Regions from separate parts of the Mus musculus genome. Here region 2 is linked to region 1. The links are chromatin loops, found by intact Hi-C in ENCODE. Cell type or tissue: gastrocnemius. All regions are shown on one strand. Links, peaks and the distances in the headings refer to the core of each region. The heading gives the core; the rest is flanking DNA.

Region 1 (5,383 bases), core at 241-5,240:
AAAATCAAATATTGGTCACGGTAATGTCTTGTAAGAGTATTAGATGAATGGATTTTTTTATTTCCAAATTTCCTGGCAACACGTAATCTCATTACATCTCTTAGATGTTTGGCTTAGCCAGGGATGCATGGAAGCTAAGTACTTAAAGGATGCAGCTCTCAGTGTATAGCTAATAAATACAGTCATCAGCGTCACAGCCTTTTGCTTGCCAACCCACCCATAAACTTAAATGAGTTAGCTTTCTCTTTTAGAGTAAAGAACATTTTTTGTTTGTAATACGAAGACAGACTGAATATCTTTTAACGCATGCACATTCATTTTCCCGGTTGAGAAGGCATGGTCCTAGTCTCTCTCATTCAGGATCTCCGACTGCCAGGTGCGTTTGACAGCACAATACCTCAGCTCCCTCAGGATGACTCTCTGTGTATTTTAGGCATGCTCGAAGTAGTGGGATTGTACATCTTACACAATTGGATACAGCCTTTGAAAAATACCTTGGGGGCTTATACGATTTTATCATCTAATGTTTTCAAGTTGGAACATTGGGGCATGCTCAGTTTTATTTGAAAGTTGATGGCAATGGTTGGCTCTGCAATAAGGACAAGTGAGCAGCTTTTTGAACTGTAAACATTTTGATTGCACTGTAAAGTTTCTATTTCCTAGGTATTTCCTGCCTCCGTTGCTTTTTCTCCAAACACAGTCCGAATAGTTATTTGATAATTCTGTAAGTCTATAAGGTCATCCTTCTGTCAGGTTTCTAACCTTCGTTGTAACAGTGATAAAAACATTAAACTGAAAAACCTGAAGATTCCGACTTTCATTTACAAGGATTTGGCACTGTTCAGACCACAGGGAAATAAACCTCAAAGATTTCTTAAGATTAAACAATCGTTTTTCAACCCCTTAACGTAACTGAAAGTAGTTAGAACTTGTGTTTACATGTGGCCATATACACTCTTAAGATGTAGAGAAAAGAGATCCGGAAAAGAATGATTTAAGAGACTTGAGAAGAAGCCAGTCCTTGGTGAAGTTGCCACGCAGGTTACCGCGGGGCTCCAAGGACTGGCGTGGAGCTGAGTCAAAGTGTGTGAGTTAAGGTCCTGTGTTCTTCTTTATAGGTTTGTCAAAGGATTAATCTAAGCAGAGCCAGGCTTTGAAGGCTGGCTCTCCGAGAAGCAGATATCTAAATAAGGCTCAAACTCGTACTGATCTTCACTCGTGTTCATCAATGCCCGGCACAAGGATAAAGACAGACAGTATCTGGATAAATAATTAACATAGAGCTTAGAGCTTTTTGCTATGGTAAGGTTAATATGCAGCAATAAACAAACAGAATCAAGAAAGATTGAGAAGTCTTAAAATCGGCTCAAAAATTTGCCCAAATTCACAAAACTCTTTCCAACTTTTAAATATAATACTCTCCCCACTAAGAAATTTCTAATCATTTTTCCCTAAGTTTCGGCAACATATAATTTTTAAGGAGTTTAATTTATGGGGGGGGGGGCGGGGGCTATTCCACCTGCTGATAGTTTATAAAAATAATGTGTCTTTTTCAGCTAGACATATCCTCTATATTTCAGAACTTTCTCCTGTAAGCATAGCATGGGGTATGCACACACTTCTATTTCCTTATGACGACCAAAGAGAAAGCTGGGCGCGCCAGTCAGCTTTTCCTAACACAGATGGAGATGCTGGCGTCCCTTCTAACACAGATGGAGATGCTGGCGTCCCTGCCCTTCAAGCTTCAGCCTCTGGAATTTGATCCTCACTTTGTCCTGTGCCAGCAGTTCCTAAGCTGTGGGTCACAGCCCCATTGGGGGTCATATATCAGATATCCTGCATATCGGATATTTATATTACAATTCATAACAGTAGCAAAATTACAGTTATTGAGTAGGGAAATAATTTTATGCTCGGGGGGGGGGTCTCTACAATATGAGGAACTATATTTAAGGGCCGAGCATTAGGGAGGTTGAGAACCACTGTACTATTTTCAAATTCTTGTGCCATCTCCAAATCCCATCAGGTCTAAAAGGTCAGATTTACAGGATTGCAATGGGTCAGATCTGTCCCCTTCCCACCCCTCCGGTTTACTGCCTGGGATTGCATTCCTAATGCCTTGACCTGACCTCAGCTTTGCCTACTTCATCTCAGTTTTCCAGGTTTAATTATTTGTCTCTTTCCCAAGAAGTCAGTATTTTTCCCACTGAATCATCAAAGCTCAAAACCACCCTTCAGTTTCAGAGGTATCTTTATATGACCTTTGTTCATTGCATACTTTTTGGTAAGGCCAGGAGAAATAAAAATGACATAAGTTAAATGAACAATTCTCCTTGGGAGGGGAAAAGCCCCCTACAAATACAGTCAAATGATTACTTGAATTCTATCATATAACCAAGCCCCGAATGTAGCTGCAGATAAACAACTGCCTTATCGGGCAAAAATGGCAAAAAAGGGGAGATGTGATAGAAGCCGCAAGGATGCATAGAGCAAATGCTTTTTGTCTTTTCTTCCTCTCTTAGATGACCAGAGACTCTGCTCCCATCGCTGATGTCACCGGCAAGATGCTGCCTCACAAAACAAAACAAAATCGTGCTAACTCTTTTATGTTAACTAAAAGTAAGCATCTTTAACGATGTAAGAGAATTCGGACTCAGATAAAACCCTGTAACTTGTAAATTATGGGGATGTAGCTTGCTAGCAGAGCAGAGCGCATGCCGGTGGAAGGCCCTAGCTCCAGTCTCAGCACCAGAGGCAAACATCCTTGTGGCTGCATCCATTTATATTATGGTCGTGCGTTACTCAATGCGTGCCCTATTCAAAGACCCTATAAAGTTTTCTTGAATTTTTCACACAATTTAAGACGCTAATGCCAAAACCTAAACAAGCTGATGATATTTGCATCTTTTGCTTTAGGGATGTAGCAAAAACTAACTCAGCTTTGGAAGTTAAAGCGGAATTGAATTCAAAGTCATGCAATGTGTCCCAGCAGCGCCTCCTTCTGTTCTGGATCTAGAATGCACCGGAATGAAACATCTTTAATTATCATTTAGGATTTACTGTTCCTAAAGACCAGTGCACCAGGAACCTCTTGTTATTTCTCCTGCCCTTTAAAAAATTTTCTTACTAGGGGCATTTGGTAGACAACTTAACGTAATCTACTAATTGCTGAGGTTGGAGAGATTTTTTTTTTTTGTTTTTGCTTCCACTGAAGACAATTCTGTGGATCATAGGCTCTGAGAACTTCCAGTACCACTGAGCCACCCAGAAAGGGCAAGGTAACAAATGAGACATGCTGAATCATCAAAGTGCAAGGTCGAATTATTTTAATATTTACACTATATTATTAAATTGTCCTTTATCATGGATTTTTGCATTGATTTTAGTTTAAAAAGATTTCTTCAAAGTAGTATCTATCTTGATGATTAATTTCTGAGACACCAACCCACCTTTAAGCTCAACCCTAGTGCCCTATTCGCCTCACCCTAGTCCTGGGTCCACTCATTCAGGCCCTGCCATTCCTAGAGGTCTAGATATGAAACTTTGAAGTCACCATCCAGGCCGCCTCCCCAACTGAACTCAATGACCAGCCATAAATGAGCAGTCATGTCGTCTTTGCAAGTACAGGGTGCAAAGAAGCCAAAGTGAGCGCCCTAATTGTTCTAGCGACATGGAATGGGGTTAATGGGTTCCTGTGACGTAGGGAGGAGGTCCTTGGGTTCAGAGAATCATAAAACAATAAACATATAACATTTGGTTTGCCATAATAAAAGAATAAAAGCTGTTGTATTGGGCTGTTATCTATGGTCTTGGAATGGTCTTTTACCTAGAGTTGTCTGAATTCTTAGCGATCATCATTCTTTCTTTTTTTGTTTTTTTTTTTGTTTGTTTTTTTTTTTTTTTTTTTTTGTTTTTTGTTTTTTGTTTTTTCGAGACAGGGGTTTCTCTGTGTAGCCCTGGCTGTCCTGGAACTCACTTTGTAGACCAGGCTGACCTCAAACTCAGAAATCTGCCTGTCTCTGCCTCCCAAGTGCTGGGATTAAAGGTGTGTGCCACCACCGCCCAGCTCTTCTTCTTCTTTTTCTTCTTCTTCTTCTTCTTCTCCTTCTTCTTCTTCTTCTTCTTCTTCTTCTTCTTCTTCTTCTTCTTCTTCTTCTTCTTCTTCTTCTTCTTCTTCTTCTTCTTCTTCTTCTTTTTTAACCCCGTGAAGTTATAGATTCACTTGGGTTGACAAGCATTATCTTTAATATTTAATTTTTTCACGACCCGCCTTCTTCCCATTCTCCTCTCTTCTCCCCTCGACTGAACCTTGTCTCCCAGCCATTTCCACGTCTTTCCTTTTTGTGCCCCTCTGCATGAGCCTGAGTGAGCTTGAACAGGGTGGGTACTCTCCTGAGCAAGGACAACTTAGCAGTGCCTACACCACTGAGGAATGTGATCTCCCCACAACCATGAATGTTTGTACCCCCCTGCAACCATTAACTGCCTGTGTCCCCTCCTCATCCCAGCAACCATTAAACATGGTAGGAAGTCGGGGGCCCAGCCCTTGCAGGGCACCACCATTGCTCTGGGATCCTGTGTGGGACTTTGTGTGCAGCAACTGTATCTCTCCCAGAAGACAGCATTCATCAGCTCTCCTCCCCACCCTCTGCCTTTTACCTTCCTTCTGTCCCCTCTTCCACATGGTCCCCTGAGCTTTGGAAAGAGTGCTGAATAGATGTCCTGTTTAGGGCTAAACTCTCAGAGTGGGCGTCAGTCTTAACATTTCAGATGACTTTCTCCCCGGGGAAGATGGGATGGATATAAAGAGACTGCAGACACTAACTCGGTGAGTACAGGGTTCTGGTTAACTCCTGACAGCAGTGTGGAGGGCTTCCCAATAGAGTTTGGAGACCCAAAGGAGAGAGAAAGGCTAAAGGTTTCTTCCTTTGCCTGGAATGTGAAGACCAGCACAGGGGACTCTTGACTGAAGCACATAGAATTGAGACTACTTTGGACAAAGAAGAATAGTGTCATAGTACACAGTAGCCCTTAACACTCATGGGCAGCATTTTTTGAATTGAAATGGTATGATGGTATGCATTTTGGTGGAGGCAGAACTCTTACCATAGATCAGTTTCCTGGCTTTAACAAAACATGGAATCTAAAAGTTTATTTTTCCAAAATATTTAAAAATATGTGTATGGATGTTTATATTGGGGGTATGTGCATGTGAGCACAGTGCCTGTGGAAGCCAGAAGAGAGCATCAGTTCCCCAGGAGCTGAAGTTACATGGGCCGTGAGTCACCGTACAGGTGCTGGGAACCAACTCGAGTCCTCAGAAGAGCAGCAAATGAATCCCTGAACCATCTTGACAGCAGCTGGACAGGAGGGCAGGGCTAGA
Region 2 (5,383 bases), core at 246-5,245, 63 kb before region 1:
ATGTCAGTGCTGGCCCCAAGTCATGCCTTCTTGGTCCAAGGCTTCACCTGCCTCCATCTCCTTTCTTCTCCCTCTCCCCCTCCCTTCACCTCTTCCTTTCCTGTTTAAGGGATCTTGCTCTGCAGTTCCAGCTGGCCGGTACCTCTCGGCCGTTCTGCTTCCATCTACCACAGAGGCTGGGATACAGGTGTACACCTCACACTGTAAGTTACTTATGCATAGAATAACTTATGTGTAAGTTATATATAACATGCGGTGTAGTTACATTATAGGTGGCCTTGGCTGGAGGTTTGAACGCTGTTCTGTACAATCTGTAGATGAACCCCATGACTTTCTCATGGGCAGTGCTGTGCAGAGTGGAAGCAAACAGGATTCCTTTCTTGAGAGGGGGGTCAGGCTCGCTCTGGGTTGAGGGGAGGCAAGGGAGAACTTGCTCCTTTCCCCTTGGTGGTGAGTACTATGGAGTAAGTTACAGGTAAGAACTTTCACAAGCTACATGTGGTGGCTCACCCTGTATCTCAGCACTTGGAAAGCTGAGGCAGAAGGATCATGGTTTCAAGGCCACCCTGAGCTATGTTGTAAATATAAAAACTGAAACAAAAAATGAAAGGGAATAGAAAAAAGTGCATGCTAGTAGAACCTGGTACTTCAAACTGGAAACGAGCGGACTTGTGGGCAGCTATGCTGGGTGTTCACAGCCATTTTAGGGGACATGAGGTGTAAGGTCCCAGAGGCAGCCACTCTTGCTCGCCTACAAATTTGGAGAAGCAGCAGGCGTGAGCACATGTCATAGCTCCCTCCTTCTCTCACACAAGATGCTGGTGAATTTCCCAGCATCCCTTTCTCTGTTTGCGACGATTGGCTCACTTCTCATCTCTTCTGCCCATTAAAAGGTTCCAAGAGTGACTAGGAAAGACTTAGGAAAGATTGGGAAATTGGTGCCTTTTCAAATTTGAATCAGTTTCAACAGGAGGCAAGAGCTAGGCTCCACATTATCAGACATTTTATCCTAGTGTGTGGGGTATTCCTCAACTGTTACCTGAGTTAAATGTTAATGAAGAATAAGTATTGACAGCGTGAGAGTGTACTGACAGCTCAGATACGCACAGCTGGAGAAATCTGTGTTGCGCAAAATAATTAGCTAGAGAGGACAGTTCCTATTCTCATTTTTCATGCAGGGTCCAAAGGAAAAGCCGAAACGAAGGAAAATAACTGTGACACGCAAAGCTATTATGTGTGAGTGTCACAGATGAACACTGGGAAATGCAGATGAGTAGATGGTGAATCTTCTCTTAGTCCAAGCTGAGTGTCTGCCTGAGAGCTTCTTAGATCTCAATTCTTTCCTGCATACAGTGGGAAATCCCCACCTTGTGGATGCTGTGAAGACAAAACTGTATTACTGAGGCAAAGTGCTCAGCAAAACATTTATAGAGTGTTCTCAAGGGGGCTGCAAAGGAAACTCAGATAGACTGGCTTGGCAGAAAATGCCTTACTCACCAAACCATCCTAGTGTGTGTGTGTGTGAGTGTGCATGAGTGTGTATTTGTGTATATATGAGAGAAACAGAGAGAGTGTGCGTATATATGTGTGTTTATGAGAAAGAGAGTGTATGTGTATGAGAGAGACAGAGAAACAGACAGAGATCTTTAACAGCTTAAACTACAAATAATTCCCTTTTGCAAAATGCGTTTGTGAGCCCAGCATGGGAGCACACATGTCTGTCGCAGAAGCAGTAGGAGTACCATTTCAGCCTGAAGTTTGAGAATAGCCTAGACAGCAGCACAGTGTGTCTTCTAAAAGCAGTGACCCAGATATGTCCCCTTAATAGGTCTTCACATTTCTCTCTCTCTCTCTCTCTCTCTCTCTCTCTCTCTCTCTCTCTCTTGTGTGTGTCAGTCTCTCTCTCTCTCTCTGGAACTTATTATCTTGCCCATTAGCTTTAGATCAAAAGGACTTCAGAGTCAGAGTTCCATGTTTCGTGTATGAGCAGCATGAGGTTGGACTCAGTAGATTTTTAAAAGTGAGGACATGAAATTGGGAAAAAAAACATGGGGAGAGTTGGGAGCAAATATGATCATTATGTATGGAAATCTCAAAGAATCAACAAAAACTACTATCTTTTAAAGATTAAAAAAATTGCAAATACGATACCGAGAGTCTTCACAGACATGTTGTCTAGTCTGTACCAGTAAAACCACAACACAAAATCAAAACAAAGAAACCGACATTTGTACACTTCGTGAACATATCACATGTAGACCTGTAACCCAACTCCTACCTTTGTGCCACGGACAGCATGGATCTGCACACACACACACACACACACACACACACACACACACACACACGCACACCCCATCTTGGTAGGATGCTCTATCAATCTTCTGGGTAGTCCTCAGAATTTTCGAAAGTGGCTTTCCTCTTTCAGGACAACGCTCTTAGGATGCATTGAACTTGTCCAGACGTCAGTGGCCGCTGTCCTCTGCATAAGCCCCAGCTGAGCACTCTTCATGGTGTATTAAACCACTGATATTTCACGAAGTTGTTGGAGGCGAGGGCTCACATCTGCTGTTCTCCATTTCCTGTCTGGTCTTTTAAGTTGTTTTCTCTGTTTTCCTTTTTTCTTTCCTGGAATGCTTTCAGAGTTTTGTTGTTGAGTTTTCTGCTGTATTTTTGTGGACACCTTGGTATGTGGTCCTGTCAGCAGACACTGTAGGTGTCTCCATGCACCTGTCTAAATTACTGCGAGCTTCCCGCATACGTGAAGCTCGAAGCATCGTTAGTTTATCTTTTCCCTCCCCAGGCTCTACATTTTTGCCTCCCTTCTTCCTCCCTCCCAACCTCTACTTCTATTTTCCATTGCTCGGATATTTTATCTTCAAATTCAGTGGTTCCTCACTCTAAATTCTTTTCTTCTGTTGAGCCCATCCATTGAGCTGTTATTTGGTCTTTGTTGTTGGTTTGGTTTGGTTTCTGTGCTGAGGCTGCTGTTTTGTTTTGTAAGTTGTGTTTGTGTTGTGTGTGTTCACACATGTTTGTGTGTGCTGGCCAGTGGTCGACCTCCAGTGTTGTTCCCCGGCTCTCTCCACCTTGTGTGTTTGAAACAGGGTCTCTCACTGGCCTGGAGTTCACCAAGTAGTCTAGCCCGCCCAGAGAGCCCAAGGCTCCTCCGGTCCCTGCCTCACCAGCTTGGGGATTCCAAGTGTTCCAGAGCATCTGGCTGTTTACATGAGATCTGCAGGTGAACCCCCAGTCTTCATGCTTGTTAGGAAAGCCTGTCTCCTCAGCCCTCTGCTTCTTTTTACACCTTCTATTTTTTGCTGAGGATTTTTTCCCATTTATTTCAAGCATGTCCATAATTACCTGCCAACACATTGCTATGATTGACAACTTTAATCATCCATCCTTACCAGATAATTTTAACACGTCTACCGCCTCAGATTGAGTGTCTTTTATATTCGAGTTGCAATTTTCCCAGTGTTTAGTGGGAAGAAAGATGTTCGGGTGGATCCTGGACGTTGAGAACAGTGAGATTCTGGCTGTCTTCCCTAACAGGCTGGTGACTGAAATGCTTGCTGCTTGCTGCCAGTTGGTGGCAGGAGTCCAAGCTTGTCTCTGGGCTTCTGTGAGTTGGCAGGGGCAGTTCCAGCCCCTCATTAGGACCTCAGCACTGACACCTGGCTGGGAGTAGCTTCAATCTTTTTTTTAATTAATTGATTTTTTTTATTTACTTTACATCCCAATTGCTACCCCTCCCCCAGTCTTAACCATTTAATTTTAATCTTTTCTTCTTTCTTTCTTTTTTTATATTGGGATCAAATCTAAGGTTTTACATATGCAAGATTTTTTTCTTTCTAATAAACACATAATTTATACCTGGCTCCTGGAAGGCTCAGCACCTATGGTTTTTGAACATCTGATGTGCTGTTCACTGACTTTGCTGTTTCTCTCTAAGTGTCTTGCTTTCTGACTTTCTGTTTTTGAGGCAGTGTTTGCCTATGTAACCCAGGCTGGCCTTGAACTTGTGGCCTTCCTTTCTGTGCTTCCTGAAAGAACTATAGGTGTGTGCCAGCATAGACAGTTTGTGTGCTTTGTAGTTTTCTGTTTTGTTTTGGTTTGTTTTACTGTGAATTAATAGTCAATGAAATTCTTCCTTGAGACTTTGTTTTTTGTTGAAGTGTAGAATATGAACATAGTTTTAAACAATTTTTTAAAAAGATTTTGCATATTTTTATTTGCTTTTTAAACATTACACATAAGGGTTTGCCTGTGTGTATATCTGTATCACCTACATGTCTAGTATCCACAGAGGCTAGCAGAGAGCATTGGATTGGCTGGGACTGAAAATGCAGACAGTTGTGTGTAGCTATGTTGTGATGGGAATTGAATTGGGGTCCTGTGGAAGAGCAGCCTGCCCCCTTTAACTGCTGAGCCATCTCTCCAGCTCTATGTTGGTACGTTTCCAAACACACATTTAGTCCCAGCACTTGGGAGGCAGAGGCAGAGACAGAGACAGCCTGGTCTACATAACAAGTTCCAGGCTATGTAGGGAGATCCTGCCTCAAAAAACCTAGACCAAAAATCCACAGGCTCTTTGGCGCAAAACTAACTTGCCTACACTTGAAGACCATTTGCCCAGTATTGCATCTTATGGTCATTTTGTGGGCAGTAGAGATTTTGTCCATGATCTTATAGCATCTTCAGCTCCTGTGCAGATAGTTTTCTCTCTGTCAGCAGCCAAGGCTAATAATATTTACAAATCTCCTTGTGCCCATCGGAAAAGTGGGATTCTCAGTATTTAATTGTTGTGTTTGAGTTTGAATTTTCCACTGAGGATCTAGCAACTCTCCCCTTTGTCCCCAGCAATATTCAATCTTTTAAGCTGCGCACAATCACGTAGCTGTCAAAACTAAGAGGTGAGGTGGTTTTCTTTATTGGACTGATATATACAGGTATCTTGACATCAGACTCCAGTCTCAGCTTACTAGTCTAGATTTCTGATTTTGGCTTTAAATTTTTATTATGTGTATGGGTATTTTGCACGTATGTCTTCATTATATGCTTGCCTGGTGCCCTCGGGGGCTAGAAGAGGGCATTGAATCCCATTGAACTGGGGTTACAGATGCTTGCGAGTCACCCAGATGCAGAGAATTAAACTTGGGTTCTCTGCAAGAGCAGCAAGTGCTCTTAACCATGGAAGCATCTCACCAGCTCCTGGCTTCAGAAGGGTTTTGTTGTTGTTGTATTTTGTTTGTTTGTTTGTTTGATAGATTGATTTCCCACCACATTTTTTTTTTTAGTGAGGTCAAAGATTTGACAAAACAACCTAAGGGGAGACCGTTTAATACAGGGAAATTTAATTTCTCACAATTTGGCATTTCCT

The links. A loop is a pair of places that touch in the nucleus more often than their neighbours do. Peaks named below come from ENCODE experiments on the same cell type or tissue, not always from the same donor. Only the 100,000 strongest peaks of a DNase experiment are listed, where the experiment ranks them.
Region 2: it touches region 1 in a loop (2.6-fold over the local background); 14 of 42 quality-filtered maps call a loop at or near these places.

What each region holds. Positions count from the first base shown.
Region 1 is chr1:185,499,105-185,504,487 of GRCm38, forward strand. Gm34969 (a long non-coding RNA gene) reads left to right here. Exons shown (of 4, transcript XR_001779597.1): 2 at 1,119-1,302; 3 at 2,523-2,619; 4 at 2,917-3,800. Among named protein-coding and RNA genes, the nearest start is that of Gm34969, 15 kb to the left of the region's middle. In gastrocnemius, for the core only: a CTCF peak has its summit at 2,999 (motif pointing left); DNase peaks (open chromatin) are centred at 1,699 and 2,998.
Region 2 is chr1:185,435,827-185,441,209 of GRCm38, forward strand. All of the region lies in intron 1 of 9630028B13Rik (RIKEN cDNA 9630028B13 gene), which reads right to left. Among named protein-coding and RNA genes, the nearest start is that of 9630028B13Rik, 3.3 kb to the right of the region's middle. In gastrocnemius, for the core only: no CTCF peak of the experiment used is centred there; DNase peaks (open chromatin) are centred at 2,473, 3,203 and 3,599.